Regions from separate parts of the Homo sapiens genome. Here region 2 is linked to region 1. A link is an interaction called in ENCODE POLR2A ChIA-PET data of the cell type or tissue named here. Cell type or tissue: K562. All regions are shown on one strand. Each heading gives the region's core, and the rest is flanking DNA. Links, peaks and the distances in the headings are about the cores only.

Region 1 (8,120 bases), core at 2,683-6,682:
TCAGGATTTGAGCTGAGACACTCTTATTCCAGCATCTGTGCTCTATTTTCATGTATTGCTATTGCTCTCAAACTTATGTGGTGTGATGGAAATCAGGAAACTTTGATTGGATACTTGATTCTGCCACTAATTTATTTGTGACCTTGGTCAAGTCACTTGTCGTCTTTGGGCCTATTTCCTTATTATAAAAATGGAGGGATTATCAAACTCAAAAGCAATTAAACAAAAAAAGACAAAAAATGAAAAAAGAGTAAAACACAAAAACGGAGGGATTAGATGAGATTTGTAAAGTCTGTTCAGTGATTCATTCAACATATAGTGATTTCAAGCAAAGATTGGAAGAAAATTTTATCTAGGGAATTGGTTCAAAAGTACTTGTTCAAGCAGGTTGGTGTCATTAAGAACAAGGGGTTTGAATCTTGACTCAGCCACTTCCTGGCTATATGACCTTGGGCAACTTACTTAACCTTTCTAAACATTGATTTCCTCGTTAGTAGTGGGGAGAATAGTTCTTACCTTGCAGGGATATTGTGAGGTTTGAATAAGATAATACGTATTAGCACCTAGCATATGTGAAACATGCAGTGGATACTCAATATCCGTGAGTTGTCTTTTCTTCCTTCCATTCATTCGGGAGATGCTTAGGGAAGCAGATATACCAGATTCAAAAGGATTTAGACCCTCGCTTGGTCCTTATGTCCTTTTCTGTAATGGTATTCTCACCTTTGGGAAATGAGAATTAGTAGGGAAGGAAGTGTGCATATAGCCAGGTCCTGTCTGTTTTTAAATAATCCATCTTTTTGATTTTAGATTAAAATTTCTTTTTACAATATATAATTTAGGCCAGTAATCCCAGCACTTTGGGAGGCCTAGGTGGGCGGATCGCCTGAGGTCAGGAGTTGAAGACCGGCCTGGCCAACATTAGTGAAACCCCATCTCTACTAAAAATACAAAAATTAGCTGGGCGTGGTGGCATGCGCCTGTAATCCCAGCTACTTGGAAGGCTGAGGCAGGAGAATCGCTTTAACCCGGGAGGCGGAGGTTCCAGTGAGCTGAGATTGCGCCACTGCACTCCATCCTGGGCGACAGCGCAAGACTCTGTCTCAAACAAAACAAAGCAAACGACAGCAAAAACATATAATTTATGACAGGATAAATGCCATTTTTTTTGACCAGCTGGGCAACATAGTGAGACCCTGTCTCATAGTAATAACAATAACGAAGTACCACAAACTGGGTGGCTTAAACAACAGATATTTATTGTCTTACAGTTCTGGAGGCGAGAAGTCTGAAATCAAGTTGTCAGCAGAGTTGATTCCTTGTGAAGGCTGTGAGGGAGAACCTGTTCCATGCATCTCTTCTAGTTTCTGGTTGCCTCAGATGTTCCTTGGCTTGTAAATGATGTTCTCTCACCGCCTTCACATCTGTATATGTCTGTCTGTGTTCAAATGTCCCCTTTTTATAACACTAGTTATATTGGGTTAGAGCCTTTTCGAATGACCTCATCTTAAGTTGATCATTTGTAAAGACCCTATTTCCAGATAAAGTCACATTCACAGTCCCTGGGGTTAGGACATCTTTCTGGGGGATACAATTCATCCTATAACAAATGGTTTAGGGCCGAGCACGGTGGCTCATGCCTGTAATCCCAGCACTTTGGGAGGCCAAGGCATGTGGATCACCTGAGGTCAGTTCGAGACCAGCCTGGCCAACGTGGTGAAACCCTGTCTCTACTAAAAATACAAAAAAATTAGCTGGGCGTGGTGGTGGGTGCCTGTAATCCCAGTTACTTGGGAGGCTGAGGCAGGACAATCACTTGAGCTTGGGAGGCAGAGATTGCGGTGAGCCAAGATTGTGCCACTGCAGTCCAGCCTGGGCAACAGAGCAAGACTCTGTCTCCAAAAAAAAAACCACACAAAAAACAAACAAAAAAATCAAAACAAATGGTTTAGTCACTTTGTAACCTGGACAGAGGAGTGAACATATATGAAATTAACTTTCTTTGGTCTTTTAAGATTTATTACTAAGATTTAACTAGAGTTAAAACTTTCCTTGTCCTGTTGGCCGGGTGCCTTGGCTCAAGCCTGTAATCCCAGCCCTTTGGGAGGGTGAGGCAGGTGGATCACCTGAGGTTGGGAATTTGAGACCAACATGGCGAAACCCCGACTCTACTAAAAATAACAGAGTAGCTGGGCATGGTAGTACACGCCTGTAATCCCAGCTACTTGGGAGGCTGAGGCAGGAGAATTGCTTGAGCCCAGGAGGCAGTGATTGCAGTGAGCTGAGATCACGCCACTGCACGCCAGCCTGACAACAGAGCGAGAGACTCTATCTCAAAAAGAAAATAAAAGCTCTTCTTGTCCTGCTAATTCTGCATTTTGATTTTTGGCAGCATTTAGGAAAGAGCTGAGGTGGACCTGGTGTGTAGCGTTGGTGGGAGTTCCTTCGTTTTCTGGGCTGAATGATTTAATAATAATATAATAGTGGCTTTCATTAATTTCTTACTATGTGCCAGGAATGGACTGTGTTAAGCACTTTATATACATTAATCCACTTAATTCTCATGATAACCCTGTGAAATAGATTATCTCATTTTGCAGAGGAGAAAAGTGGGTCTCAGCCAGTGAAATAACTTGCTCAAGTTCTCTCACCCAGTAAATGGTAGAGCAGTCATTTATGTGTAGCTCTGTTGGACTTCAGAACTCCAGCTCTTAACTCAGTATATACTTTTCCTTCACTTCCTTGAATAGAACTGTTTGGCTTGAGTCTCCTTTTCTCTAAAAACTCCTAGTTCTGGAATGGTGCCAACTTAAGGGGTCAGGGAAGTGACCTTTACTTGTGTTCCTTTGAGCTGTTATTGTTTTCATTGGGAAAGAGAATGTGAAGTCAGTTCACATTTCTTACCTACTGGTTGCAGTCTTGCCATGGGGCCCTAGTCAGATGTGAGATGTTGTAAGTTACTTAAAAAAAAAAATGTCCTAGTGATTAAGAGGAAAAAACATAGGCCTGCTATGTTTATGTAACTCTCTTTTGTATTATTACAAAATTAAACATGTTCACTGTAATACATTTAAGCAGAAATTACAAAGAAAAAAGTAAAAATTCTCTTTTCTAGTCTTTATTTTCTCCACCTAGGCCCACTGGTCAGGGTAACCACTGTTCAAGCTTTGGTTTGTATCCTTACAGGTTTTTTCTTGCCAGGCTTGCTTTGGAACTGCACCTTTACATCCTTTATATTCCTTTAGGTTGGTTGTGTCTCTTCTTGACTCATGAGCCTTACCTCTTATTTATTTTTATTACCATACATCTGGCTTACATTTTTATTTTTTATTTTTTTTTTAGAGACAGGGTCTTGCTACATTGCCCAGGCTAGTGTGCAGTGGCTGTTCACAGGCACCATCATAGCACAGTGCAGCCTCAAACTCCTGGTCTTAAGCAGTGCCCCCTGAGTAGCTGAGACTACAGGACTGCACCACTGCACTGGGCTGCCTTACTTTTGAGTCTCCCTTTGATACTTAAGAGTTCTGCCATAGGGCCAGGCACGGTGGCTCACGCCTGTAATCCCAGTACTTTGGGATGCTGATGGATCACAAGGTCAGGAGATCAAGACCATCCTGGCTAGCACGGTGAAACCTCGTCTCTACTAAAAATACAAAAAAAAATTAGCCAGGCGTGGTGGCGGGCGCCTGTAGTCCTAGCTACTCGGGAGGCTAAGGCAGGAGAATGGCGTGAACCCAGGAGGTGGAGCTTGCAGTGAGCCGAGATCACGCCACTGCTCTCCAGCCTGGGTGACAGGGTGAGACTCCGTCTCAAAAAAAAAAAAAGATTTCTGCTATTGCACCCTTTTCTGTAGTCTTTCCCTCACCTCCTGGTAAAATTTTACTTACCTTTGAAGCTCAGTTCAAGTCCTCCCTTTTACATTAATCCACTGGAAAGCTAACCCATGATAACTCATTCTGCTTCATAACTCATAGCATTAATTTCTACCACTCATTTGCCAGTTGACCATGAAATGCCGTGTATCGTCACTTGTATTTTATTATTTGTTATTTAACTTATCACACATTTGCCCAGTTAGATTGTGCTGCTTGGGCTCATGGTGATTTATTCTTTCTAGTCCCAATTTTGCCTAACACAATGTCCTACATTTAGCAAGTACTCAGTAAATGTTGATGTGATTGGATTTTGTTAGTACTTCACACCCTTCTAAAGATCAGGTGCTTAGAGCCGGAAGCCTAAGGGAACACTTACCTGGCTGACATCATCTTGGCTGCCTGTCAAGATGGGGTGTGTGCCTGAGAGAACTGCCCGTAAATGAAATACTTGTGCAACAGGTTATGTTTTCTCCTTTAGTGGGTGGGATTCAAGACTTCACATTGGGAAAAAGAGATAGTAAGTGTAGGAAGAGGGCTGAAAAGGGGATGGATGGGAGGATGCTACCTTGTGAGAGGTGGGGATATGGCTTTATTAAAAACATAAATATTAAAGGCTGGCGTATTGCAGAGAGAAGCTTCTTGGAACCAGCAGGCTAATTAGGCAAACTGGCTTCTCTGGTGCAAACCAGTTGTTAATTGCCATTTATTTTCTTTGCTATAAAACTGTACCAGCCATCTACTTACTTTCTCATTAGAGTGAATCTGGAGAAAAGGCTTAGGTTAGATTTAGGAAATCCAGGAGAAAAATGCAGGACAGTCAGAGTAAGACCAGGGATGGGCATAATCCTTTCTCTCACTTGTCTTACCAGCCCTAGACCTTAAGGGTGGCCAGGACCTCCTTGCATTTGCCAGTAGAGGTTGCTATTGAAGTAGTGTAAAACCTCTTGTTTCTATTCCTGCTAACTCCTTTTGCCCCATCTTATTTTTCTCCTTCACTGACACCCTCCTATCACACACACATTATTGGTTAGTTATCATTCCCATCTCTGAGGTTCACATATGCAGTGGACCACCCTGCCTTTAGCTGTCCAGACTTTGACTGCAACCTGTCTTTCTATTCCACTCCTCCTCCCCTCCCCCAAATGATTTGAAATGGAGAGGAAAGGAAATGGAGTTTGATGGTTTTAACTCTTCTGTGGCTGTGGCTTAGGGAGCAGAATGTTTTGATTGCTTGATTTAGGGGTCTTGAGGTCTCCTAATACAATATTCTTTTTGTTAATAGAAAGGCCCCACTCCATTTTTTTTTTCTCTGAGTATTTTGGACTCAAAGTCTTGTGTTGAAATGTCGGTACCTGCCCCCGAAGGGGAAAAGATCCCTTTCAGAGTTTATTTTTCCCCCCCATTCATGGGGAATTCTTCTCATTATCAGAAGATGAAGATTACTGGTCCTTTGAACAGAGTATAAATATAGCCAACACCCTAATATATTTCTAATGATTGGGCTTTAGCTTTAAAAACATTAGGCTAGATGCCTCCCTATTTTTTGTGGCATGATTTAGCTGTAACTAGCCTGGAGGCAATAACAATACTAAATGACCTTTTGTAGTCACATTAAACATTGAAATGGTACTGAGACTGCCTTGGTGGGGAGTTTTGGCCTATGGGAATGATGTGAGTTTTGGTTTCTACTCCTTTCTCTGTTTTCAGATAAATCCTCCTACATGTCCCATTCTCTGGCTCTGGGAAGTACTGACAGTAGGGAAAAGTTAGTACACTCATCTCATTGTTCAGATCAAGTTTCCTGGGTGCGGTTTTGCAGAACTTCCTACAAGAGCTGACTCAAGAGTTCTCTTCTATTGTGGAGATGTTCCTGCTCTTATATGTCATACTAATTTATATCCTTGAAATTTTGAGCAGCATCATTTGGATGTGTTAAGTTGGGAATGAAGAAAGTGAAAATATTTTCAGAGATTCCTTGAGAAAAGGGTTCCTTTTGCTGGGTAAATCAACGTTCCCTAGATGCTGTGGCTAAGAAGTGAAGAATTCTAAGCCAACTTTTTTTTACCCCTTTTCTTTTCTTTACTTTTTTTTTTTTCGAGATGGAGTTTGCTCTTGTTGCCCAAGGCTGGAGTGCAATGGTGTGATCTCGGCTCACTGCAACCTCCGCCTCCCGGGTTCAAGCAATTCTCCTGCCTCAGCCTCCCGAGGAGCTGGGATTACAGGCATTACAGACGTGTGCCACCATGCCTGGCTAATTTTTTGCATTTCCAGTAGAAACGGGGTTTCACCATGTTAGCCAGGCTGGTCTCTAACTCCTGACCTCAGGTGAACCACCCACCTCAGCCTCCCAAAGTGCTGGGATTACAGGTGTGAGCCACTGCGCCCGGCCTTTTTTTTTTTTTTTTTTTTTTTTTTTTAAGAGACAGAGTCTTGTTCTTTCACCCAGGCTGGGGTGCAGTGACATGATCATAACTCACTGTAACCTTGAACTCCTGGGCTAAAGCGATCCTCCTGCCTCCATCTCCTGAGTAAGCTAGGAATACAGGCACATGCCATCATGCCCAGCTCAGTTTTATTATTTTTTTTTTTTTTGTAGAGACAGGGTCTCACTATGTTGCCAAGGCTGGTCTTGAACTCCTGGCCTCAAGCTATCCTCCCACCTAAGCCTCCCAAAGTGTTGGATTATAGGTGTGAGACACCTTGTCCAGCACCTGTTTTTCCTTTTTGATGTCAGATCCCTCTGAATAACAAGTTATTTGCCTTTTTTTCCCTCCATAAGACTGTGAGCACCTTGAGAGCTGCGAGAACATCTCACTTATCTTTGTATCTCTGATGTTTAGGACAGTGTCCAGCTCAAAGTGTCTATAAATGTATGTTGCATTGAATAGTGGAGGGAAGCTTTAAATACATTTACTGCAGACAGATGTATGCTTAGCATATTTAATTGGGAGACATTATTAGAAAGTGGAGATGGATAAAGAAAGGAATTTTTGTGGATATGATATAGAGAATTTTTGTTTCCTAAGGATTTAAAATTTTTGTTTGTTTATTTATTTGTTTATTTTTTAGAGATGGGGTCTTGCAGTGTTGCCTAGGCTTGTCTTGAACTGCTGCCTTCAAGTGATCCTCCTGCCTCAGCCTCCTGAGTATGTGGAATTACAGGCATGAGCCACTGCACCCAACTTGCCTAACAATTTTTAGAGTAACAGTTATTTTGCGGTTCCTTTACGTGGAGAACCTTTAGAAGTGTTCCATCTGACTACCTTGGACAAGGCACTGTGACCTTCTTTGTAGCAGAGACTAAAGACACCTGCCCATTTCCCTCAAATGGAGGGATATCCCTCAGTAAAGGAAGGAGCTCAGAATTAGATTGGGGGTAGAGAAAGGAAGCATTGAGTCCCTCCTAGCCCTGCACTGTGGAAATGTAAAGCTATTATTATGATAATTGCTGTTGGCAAACAAGAAAATTCTCAGCCTCTGGTTTGTACCTACACCCAGTCACAACCTCAGGTTGGGTGGATGCAGACTTTAAATATTGGGGTCACCTGTAGCTGTTGGAAAAGGTCCCTGTGGTTTCTCTGGGTGTTGTGCAAGCATTACTTTTTTGGCTCTTTTCCCTGTATCCATCAGTAAAAAGTAGGAAGTTTGAGGAGCTGTGCTTTCGGTTGGCATTAGGCATTGGAGTGCCTTTATTTCCTACATTTAACTGGTAAATATCCAACACTCCATAACAGGATGGCCCTGCTTGGAAATTCTTACCTAGGGAGTGACTGAAGCCTAAGAGGAACTGCACAGCCCCCTGTATTGAAAACGGAGTAGTCATTTCCTAGAGCATGGCTTGGATCCTGATCAGCTGATTTCCTGTCTCTACAGGGATGTGATGTGATTCCTCCCCCTTCCTTCTGGAAGAAATGGATATTTTTTTTCATTTCCTGTTTGATAGCATATTTTCTGAGTACCAGGAGACACTTGATGACTATAAAACATTTGATGTGTGGGGGGTGGGAAGGAAGGAGGCTTTTGTTTTCAGCAGAATGGCTTTCATTTGAGGAATTCAAAGCACATACATGAACCCAAGCTGTTTTGTTCCCATGGGAGAGACACAGGCTCTAAGAAGATTGTTTCGAATCCCTTTCCTGGGCTGTGTCTACTTGACCTGCACTGGTAGAGCCCCTTCTCCCCCATAGGTTAGAAAAGCTCGGTCCCTCATGGAGCTCTGCATGCTGTGGATTCTGCTCTTGCCAC
Region 2 (8,120 bases), core at 1,356-5,355, 360 kb before region 1:
GATCATTAAAAAGTCAGGAAACAACAGGTGCTGGAGAGGATGTGGGGAAATAGGAACACTTTTACACTGTTGGTGGGACTGCAAACTAGTTCAACCCTTGTGGAAGTCAGTGTGGCGATTCCTCAGGGATCTAGAACTAGAAATACCATTTGACCCAGCAATCCCATTACTGGGTATATACCCAAAGGATTATAAATCATGCTGCTATAAAGACACATGCACACATATGTTTACTGAGGCACTATTCACAATAGAAAGACTTGGAAGCAAGCCAAATGTCCAACAATGATAGATTGGATTAAGAAAATGTGGCACATATACACCATGGAATACTATGCAGCCATAAAAAATGATGGGTTCAGGTCCTTTGTAGTGACATGGATGAAGCTGGAAACCATCAATCTCAGCAAACTATCGCAAGGACAAAAAACCAAACACCGCATGTTCTCACTCATAGGTAGGAATTGAACAATGAGAACACATGGACACAGGAAGGGGAACATCACACACCGGGGCCTGTTGTGGGGTGGGGGGAGGGAGGAGGGATAGCATTAGGAGATATACCTAATGTCAAATGACGAGTTAATGGGTGCAGCACACCAACATGGCACATGTATACATATGTAACTAACCTGCACGTTGTGCACATGTACACTAAAACTTAAAGTATAATTAAAAAAAAAAGAAATGTGGGCTGGAGCTGGGCATGGTGGTGAGTGGATGTAGTCCCAGTTACTCAGGAGGCTGAGGCCAGAGGATCGCCTGAGCCTGGGTATACAAGTGAGTTGTGATTGCATCACTGAACTTCAGCCTGAATGACAGACAGAGACACTGTCTTTTTGGAAGTTAAAAAAGAAAAGACAGAAATGTGGACTGGGAGAGTTGGGAATGTGTAGAGAAGGGAGGCGGCCACCACAGAGCCCTGAGGGGAAGGAGATCAGAACCCATGGAGGAAACCACAAAGCAGCACCCAGAGATGCTGGAGGAAAACCAAGGGGCTGCAGAGTCATGGACACCACGGGAATGTTCAAGGTGAGGGGAGTCGCTTCCAGTGTCCCAGGCAGTAGAGATGAGAAGCAAAGATGAAAGCAGAAGAGTGGCTGTTGGATGTGGCCATTAGCAGGTGAGTGGTGTCTCCAGAGACAGAGCAGTTCTGGGGTCACAGAGGAGCCAAAAGCCACACTGCAAAGAATCAAGAAGGGAATGCAAAACACGGAACCTGCTGAAAAACAGACAGTGACCTGAAACATCAATAAATAATAGCCAGGCACGGTGGCATGTGCCTGTATTCCCAGCTGCTTGGGAGGCTGATGCAGGAGGATCGCTTGAGCCCAGCAGTTCAAATCCAGCCTGGGCAACATAGCTTCATTATCTCACTTCTTATTCTGCACCACAGCCCTATGAGAAGGTACTATCGTCAGTGTCTCTGTTTTACAGAGAAGAAAACCGAGGCTCAGGAGGTAAATTAGCCTCCCCAGCATTATACAGCCAGGAAGTGGCAGAACCAGGTTTCAACCCTGGCTGTCTGGGCTGCAGAGCCCTTGTGCTAAGCCATTCAAATGCATTTCACACCCTCTCCACTGATCCCATGCTAAGGGACCCTCCGCTGGGTGACCCTGGCTTAGACACCAGACTTTAAGCAGCCATGGGTGGGGAGGGACTGTGCCTGACTCCCTTCTCTCCCTTCCCCTAGAAGTCTAGGGGGTCACTTTGTGTTTCTAGAGGCAAATCTAGCTTATGTGTACAAACTTCCACGTAAAAATCCGTCCTGTCCTGGGGTACTTGTAGAAATCTTCATGAGGCAGGGTCAAAAGCCGTGACTCTTGTCCCAGATGTCTGCTGAGCAAGAGACATGGCAACCTTTGCTAGTCTCCCTGGACACCCCTCTACAGCCTCACCTGACCTGCTCATGTCCTGGGACCGCTGAGCTCAGAGCACCTGCAGAACACAGTGAGGTCCATTCAAAACCCCAGCATTTGGGTCTAGGCCACCCACTACCTGGGATCACAGTGTTTTTGTGCGGCATGCTGCCACCTGCATGCCCTGGCTGGTCCCCTAATGCTCCAATCACACAGATGAGGCCCCCTCCCACTGTGGGCAGCCACCAGCGGAGAGTCCTTCCAGGACCAATCAGGTCCACTCTGACCCCAGCCTCCAGCCTAAGCCCTAACCCCAGCTCTGCCAGGCTGAGGTGGCAATGCCAGCCTGCCTGGCCAGGCTCCCACCAAAAGTCTGACAGTGAATGAGAATGGACAGAAGGAAAAGGAGAAGGAAAACTGTCTCTTTTTACCCTGTGTTCTTCTCAATTGTTTGGCTGTTACATCTTGACCATAAATAAATATATATAAATATTGAGAGACAGTACAGTGGTTAATAGCACAGGTGCTGACATCACCTGGGTTCAAATCTGCGTTCAAACCTGACTCCTTACTTGCAAACTAAGTGAGTTTGGGTGAATGACATCATCTCTCTGTAGCTCAGCTCCTTATCTGTAGAGATAGGATAATATAACAAAAGTATACCGAGTGCTTAGCACAGTGCCTAACAATTACACACGATGCCATAATTTAAAAACACAACCAATCTGGTTTTAAATTTTGGGTCCACTACCCATTTGCTGAATGGCCTTGAACAAGTTGCTAAACTTCTCTGTGCCTCAATTTCCTCCTCTATAAATGGGGTGAAGATCATAATTGCACATCCCTCATAGAGTTATTATCAGAATTAAATGAAGTAGTGTATCTAAATCACTTAGAAAAGCACCTGGCACAGAGTAAGCATTGTGTAAATATTAGCTACTATTATTGCTTAATAAACAAATGAAGCAGTTTAAAAAAAAAAAACAGGAAGGAAAGATGGGCACAGCCAAAAGAAAGAGGAGCCCCCAAAACCCCTGCCAGAGCAACTGCATTGGTAGGCAAGAGCCAAATGGGAATCAGATAACCACAAAGTAGAGACCAGTAATAGCACTGTGGGCCCAGCCAGCACTGATGACTTTAGTCCCTGAGAACACTCACCACCACCCCCTGCTACCCACAAGTCCTTGCTCCTGCACGTGGGCCACATTCCTCACCACCCCAGAAGCAAGAACCCTGGCTGTAGCAGGGGAGCAAGAGCAGGAAAAGGGAGTGGAGATCCAGGTGCTGGGCCAGAGTCTGTGCAGGCCGGGATAGGGCCTCCTCCAAACCCTGGGGGCAGCACCCTAAGGTGGGGGCTGGGCAGGGATGGGTAGCAGTGAAGGAGGTAGGTATGGAGGAGATGTTCCTACTTATGGAGGTTTGACGAGTTGGTGTGTAAAGCTGAAGGTACCTAGGCCCATAGTTTTCCAACTTTATGTGAGTTCAAATCACCCAAGAAGCAGATTTTTGTCTGTATTTTTATTTTTATTTTATTTTTTATTTTTATTCATTTATTGATTTATTTTTGAGATGGAGTCTTGCTCTGTCACCCAGACTGGAGTGCAATGGCATGATCTCGGCTCACTACAACCTCCGCCTCCTGGGTTCAAGCGATTCTCCTGCCTCAGGCCTCCCAAGTAGCTGGGACTAAAGGTGTGTGCCACCACGCCCAGCCAATTTTTGTATTTTTGGTAGAGACAGGCTTTCGCCATGTTGGTCAGGCTGGTCTCGAACTCCTGACCGCAAGTGATCCGCCTGCCTTGGCCTACCAAAGAGCTGGGATTACAGGCGTGAGCCACTATGCCTGGCCAAAATCTATATATTTAATAAACTCCACCCTCCCCACACCCCAACTTCCAGGGGATGAGAAATCCCAGCCTTTGCCAGAATCTTTCACAGGGTCATGCTTACCACATGTGTTATCTTCAGCAGGATTTGCAAGTTGGAAAGCATCATTTTCGACTGGCCCTTCTGTTAAGAGAAAGAGAAGAAGGAGGAGGCGGAAGAGAAGGAAAGGAAGAGAAAGGAATGAAAGAAAAAGACTTCAAAAAATTTTTCAAGTCAAACTGCGGCTCCAGTGACTATAACTTTTAACCCTCCAAAAAGCCCCATTGTAGCTTTCAAGTGTCAATCTAAGAGCTGAGCCTGAATTATCTAACCTTCGGCTTTAAAGAGCCACATTAAAAAGGTCAGCAGGACAACCGCAGTGTGTTGCGGGAAGCTTCTCTCCTTCAGACACTTGAAAGGTAGACTTTCAGAGAGGGGCATAGCCAAGAGAAGTCACCCATTTCGAATAAAACAGCCTTGGCTGAACAAGCTAGACCCTTACAACCGCTTACTTGTGATTGAATTTGGTCCCTTATTGTTTAAATAATTAGAGGGAATCTTTGCAAAACACAGAATTGACCCCTCACTTCCAACCTTTTGACAGCTCCCTAACACCTGTAACAGTAGCTCCCAAACTGTAACCGGCAATAATAGTTGTTAGGGGAATAACGGGTGTCTTGTGGTTGAATACGTTTATAAAACACTGGGTTAGGCCAAGTCAAACAGGTTTTGTTCCTATAGGACTTGGCAGGGCCCTTGCTGTGCTAAGGTTCATTAGCCATTTGGGGGCCTGGAATATCTGTGCAGCGTTTCCATCCCTGATTTGACCGCCACTGAACCTCTGCTTCAGGGAGCAACCCTCAGGTCTATAGTTTTACGGAACACCACTGGGACTCACAGCAAGCCCCTTAGTCTAGCATGCAAGGCCTTCCCTGCCTAGTCCTGGCCCATATTTCCAGGCTCTCCCTCATCCCACACACATGCACCCACACCTGAAGTTCTAAGCACACCAGCTACTTGCCCTTCACAAGGCACTTAAGACACTTAACTGGCTGCTCTCACTGCTGGAAATGACCTTCCTCCTCTTCTTTACCCTAAAACTTCCACTCACATTCAGAGCCCTTGCTCAAAGTCATTGCTTCTATGGAACCTTCAGCTGCTCCCTCCACAAAAGCTGACTGCTTCCTGCTCAAGGCTCTATCACAGCACGGATCAACCTGCACTGTGACTAGCCTGAGTCTCTCCATTATTAATTGAGAGTTTCAGAGGGCTGGGAGTATAAGCCGATCAAGGCAATGTGTGTTGGCAATACTAATAGCTTCCATCTGTCGGCACTTCCTAAGGCCAGGCATTATCGTAAGCTCTCAACGTGCATCAACACATGTCATCCTCAAAAACTTACTCACTGGGTAAATAACGACAATTAACAATTCTTATTATTCCTATTTTATAGATGAGGAAGCTGAAACTCAGACGGGTTACCATGCCTAAAGTCACACGAGCATTTTATGGCAGAGGCAGGATTCAACCCTACATCTTCAAACACTATATTGTAACACTTAAGAGCAGTAGAGGTGGCCGGGTGTGGTGGCTCACGCCTGTAATCCCAGCACTTTGGAAAACTGAGGCGGGTGGATCACGAGGTCAGGAGATCGAGACCATCCTGGTTAACATGGTGAAACCCCGTCTCTACTAAAAAATACAAAAAATTAGCCAGGCGTGGTGGTGGGCGCCTGTAGTCCCAGCTACTCAGGAGGCTGAGGCAGGAGAATGGCATGAACCCAGGAAGCAGAATTTGCAGTGAGCCGAGATTGCACCACTGCACTCCAGCCTGGGCGACAGAGTGAGACTCCGTCTCAAAAAAAAAAGAAGTAGAGGTGCACTTGACTCTAGGGCTGGCTGATTCAGAAGCTGCACAATGTCATCAAGAACTCAGACTCTTTCTGTCTCTCCACTCTGCATCCTCAGGAAATTAGCTCTGCCCTCAGGCTGGCTGTTCTCATGGTGCCAAGACAGTGGCAGCAGTTCCAAGCATCACATCCAGCCATAATGTCCAAGAGAAGAAAGGGAACAGAGTGGAAGCTAGGAGCATCATCTATGGAACCAGACCACCTTACTTCCTAGGTGTATGACCTTAGGCAAGTCAAGTGTATGCAAAGATAGAATGGGCTGTCTTGAAAGGAGCTCTCCATTGTCTCTCACTTCAGGTTTTGCCTAGAACAGTCCTCTACCCCTTCTTTGCCTAACACACACCTATTCTTTCTTTAGAAATCATCTCCAACCTCACCTCCTCCAGGAAGCCTTCCCTGATGGCCCCCATCCAGGCTAGTTTCAATGCTTTGCTGTGTGTCCCTGAGTAGTCTGTACTTGCCCCCATTGTTGTATACTCTCCACAATACTGTAATTACTTGTTTCATTGTCTGTCTTCCACACTAGAGCATGAGCTGAGAAAAGGCAGGAAACACCTGTCTTGTCACCATGGCATCCCTATAACTGGTGCAGTACCCAACACATATAAGGGGCTTAAAAAATATCTGCTAGATGTTCAAGCAGAAGACAAAAGATCATATAACTAAGGCATTGTAGCAAGGGCTTGGCAGTTCAATTAGATAATCTTTAGGTCTTGAGGTGGACAATTCTCAGGCACATCAGCTAGTCCTTGTTCAGAGACCTGGGGGAGCCTTGGCCACCATGCCCCAAGAGCCACATGAGCTACATGCAGGGAAAATGTCTCCTTAGGTTTTCCCCACAAGCTGGGATAATCCTCCAAAAGATGCAGTCAAGAGTCACGGTGTGATGGCCCACGTCTGTAATCCCAGGACTTTGGAAGGCTGAGGCGGGTGGATCCCTTGAGCCCAGGAGTTCGAGACCAGCCTAGGCAACATGGTGAAGCTCTGTCTCTACAAAAAATACAAAAATTAGCTGGGTGTAGTGGTATATGCCTGTAGTACCAGCTACTTGGGAGACTGAGGTGGGAGGATCGCGTGAGCCTGGGAGGCAGAGGTTGCAGTGAGCTGTGATCACACCAATGCACTCCAGCCTGAGTGACAGAGTGAGACCCTGTCACAAAAAAAAAAAAAAAAAAAAAGAGTCATGAGGGAAGCACAGAATCTTGAGTCATACAAACTCTAGAGGCTTAAGTTCTTGCTCTGCCACTTCCTGCCCATGTTCCTGAGCACATCTCATCATCTCCCTGGACCTTATTTTCTTCATCTGTAAAATGGGGTTAAAAGCAATACTTCCTCCAGAGAGTGATTGTAAAGATTAAATGAGACAAGTTATACAGAAAGCCAAGCACACAATAAACCCTCCAGTAAACGTTGGCTCCTCTTATCAGTGTACACATTTGCAGTGACAAAACTGCACAGAAGTGGCGACCTATTTTATAACCCTATCTCCAGGCTTAGTCTCTGGAGCTCAGAGAGGCTCGCTGTTGGGAATGGCATGATGCGCTAAGGGTGGAAGGTTCATTGGCTGAGCACGCTACTGTCCCTCAATAAAGATGAAGACAGAGATGAGGTCATCGACAGCCACTGAAAAATGCAGGGCAATGGGCAGGACTGAAGCCAAACTCTCCGAGTATTAATGGCTAATTGCATATTGAGTTGGGGAAGTGTTTTAGGAAAAAAAAAAAAACTTTCATCAATTTTTCTTCTGGGACAGTTTTAGGAATCACTGAAGAATAAGCTGCTCAATAGCTCTTAAGTGTGTTCGAAAGGGTGCTAGGCTAGGAGTGAGGACACTTGGATTCTTGTCCTGGACCTTCCAGCAGCTTGCTTTGGGACCTGCCCTGTTCTAACCTCCGCCTCAGTCACCTCTGAAGTGCCTCTGAGCCTCTGTGGCAGGTTGTATAGCATGGTGGCTGAATGGCAGCCTTTAGACCCCAAAGACCTGAGTTCAAGTTCCAGCTCTGCTACTTAGAAACTATTACCCTCTGCAAGTCCTTTAACCCCCTCTAAGCAAGACTAGAGTTTATTTTATGTGAATTGGAGATTCTAATTGTACTTACTTCACAGGACCTACCTACCTCTGTTCTCCCACCAGCTCTTCTGAGGATTAAACGAGGTAATTACACAAAGCTCTTAATGGGTTCAGCACAGGAGCACTCAAGAAGTGGTAGCTGTTGTGCTTATTTTGATTTGATAATTCTCTTGACATTGTTGATGGCAGTGACACCTGGGGAAAGCCCACGCAGACCATACATTTGACAGAGATGCATAAATCCTTCCAAACAGGCATGTCACCATGCAGAGGATGGTGAAGGCTTCTGTCCCAGGGCTTGATGGTGTTCTGCTTCATTCTGCTTCAAAATCTCTTTGAACCAGTCAAGCACCTTATCAAGGCCTTTAGCTCTAAACCTCAGTGGTGTTAAGTGCACTTTGTTACTTAACTGAT

What was found. Peaks named below come from ENCODE experiments on the same cell type or tissue, not always from the same donor. Only the 100,000 strongest peaks of a DNase experiment are listed, where the experiment ranks them.
Region 2: POLR2A ChIA-PET joins it to region 1 with 6 read pairs; 1 of 35 experiments calls an interaction of 5 or more read pairs at or near these places.

What each region holds. Positions count from the first base shown.
Region 1 is chr1:39,124,888-39,133,007 of GRCh38, forward strand. It overlaps a transcript of MACF1 not described here. Among named protein-coding and RNA genes, the nearest start is that of MACF1, 76 kb to the right of the region's middle. In K562, for the core only: a CTCF peak has its summit at 4,775 (motif pointing right); a DNase peak (open chromatin) is centred at 4,780.
Region 2 is chr1:38,770,668-38,778,787 of GRCh38, forward strand. No RefSeq gene overlaps it. Among named protein-coding and RNA genes, the nearest start is that of RRAGC, 85 kb to the right of the region's middle. In K562, for the core only: no CTCF peak of the experiment used is centred there; a DNase peak (open chromatin) is centred at 3,019.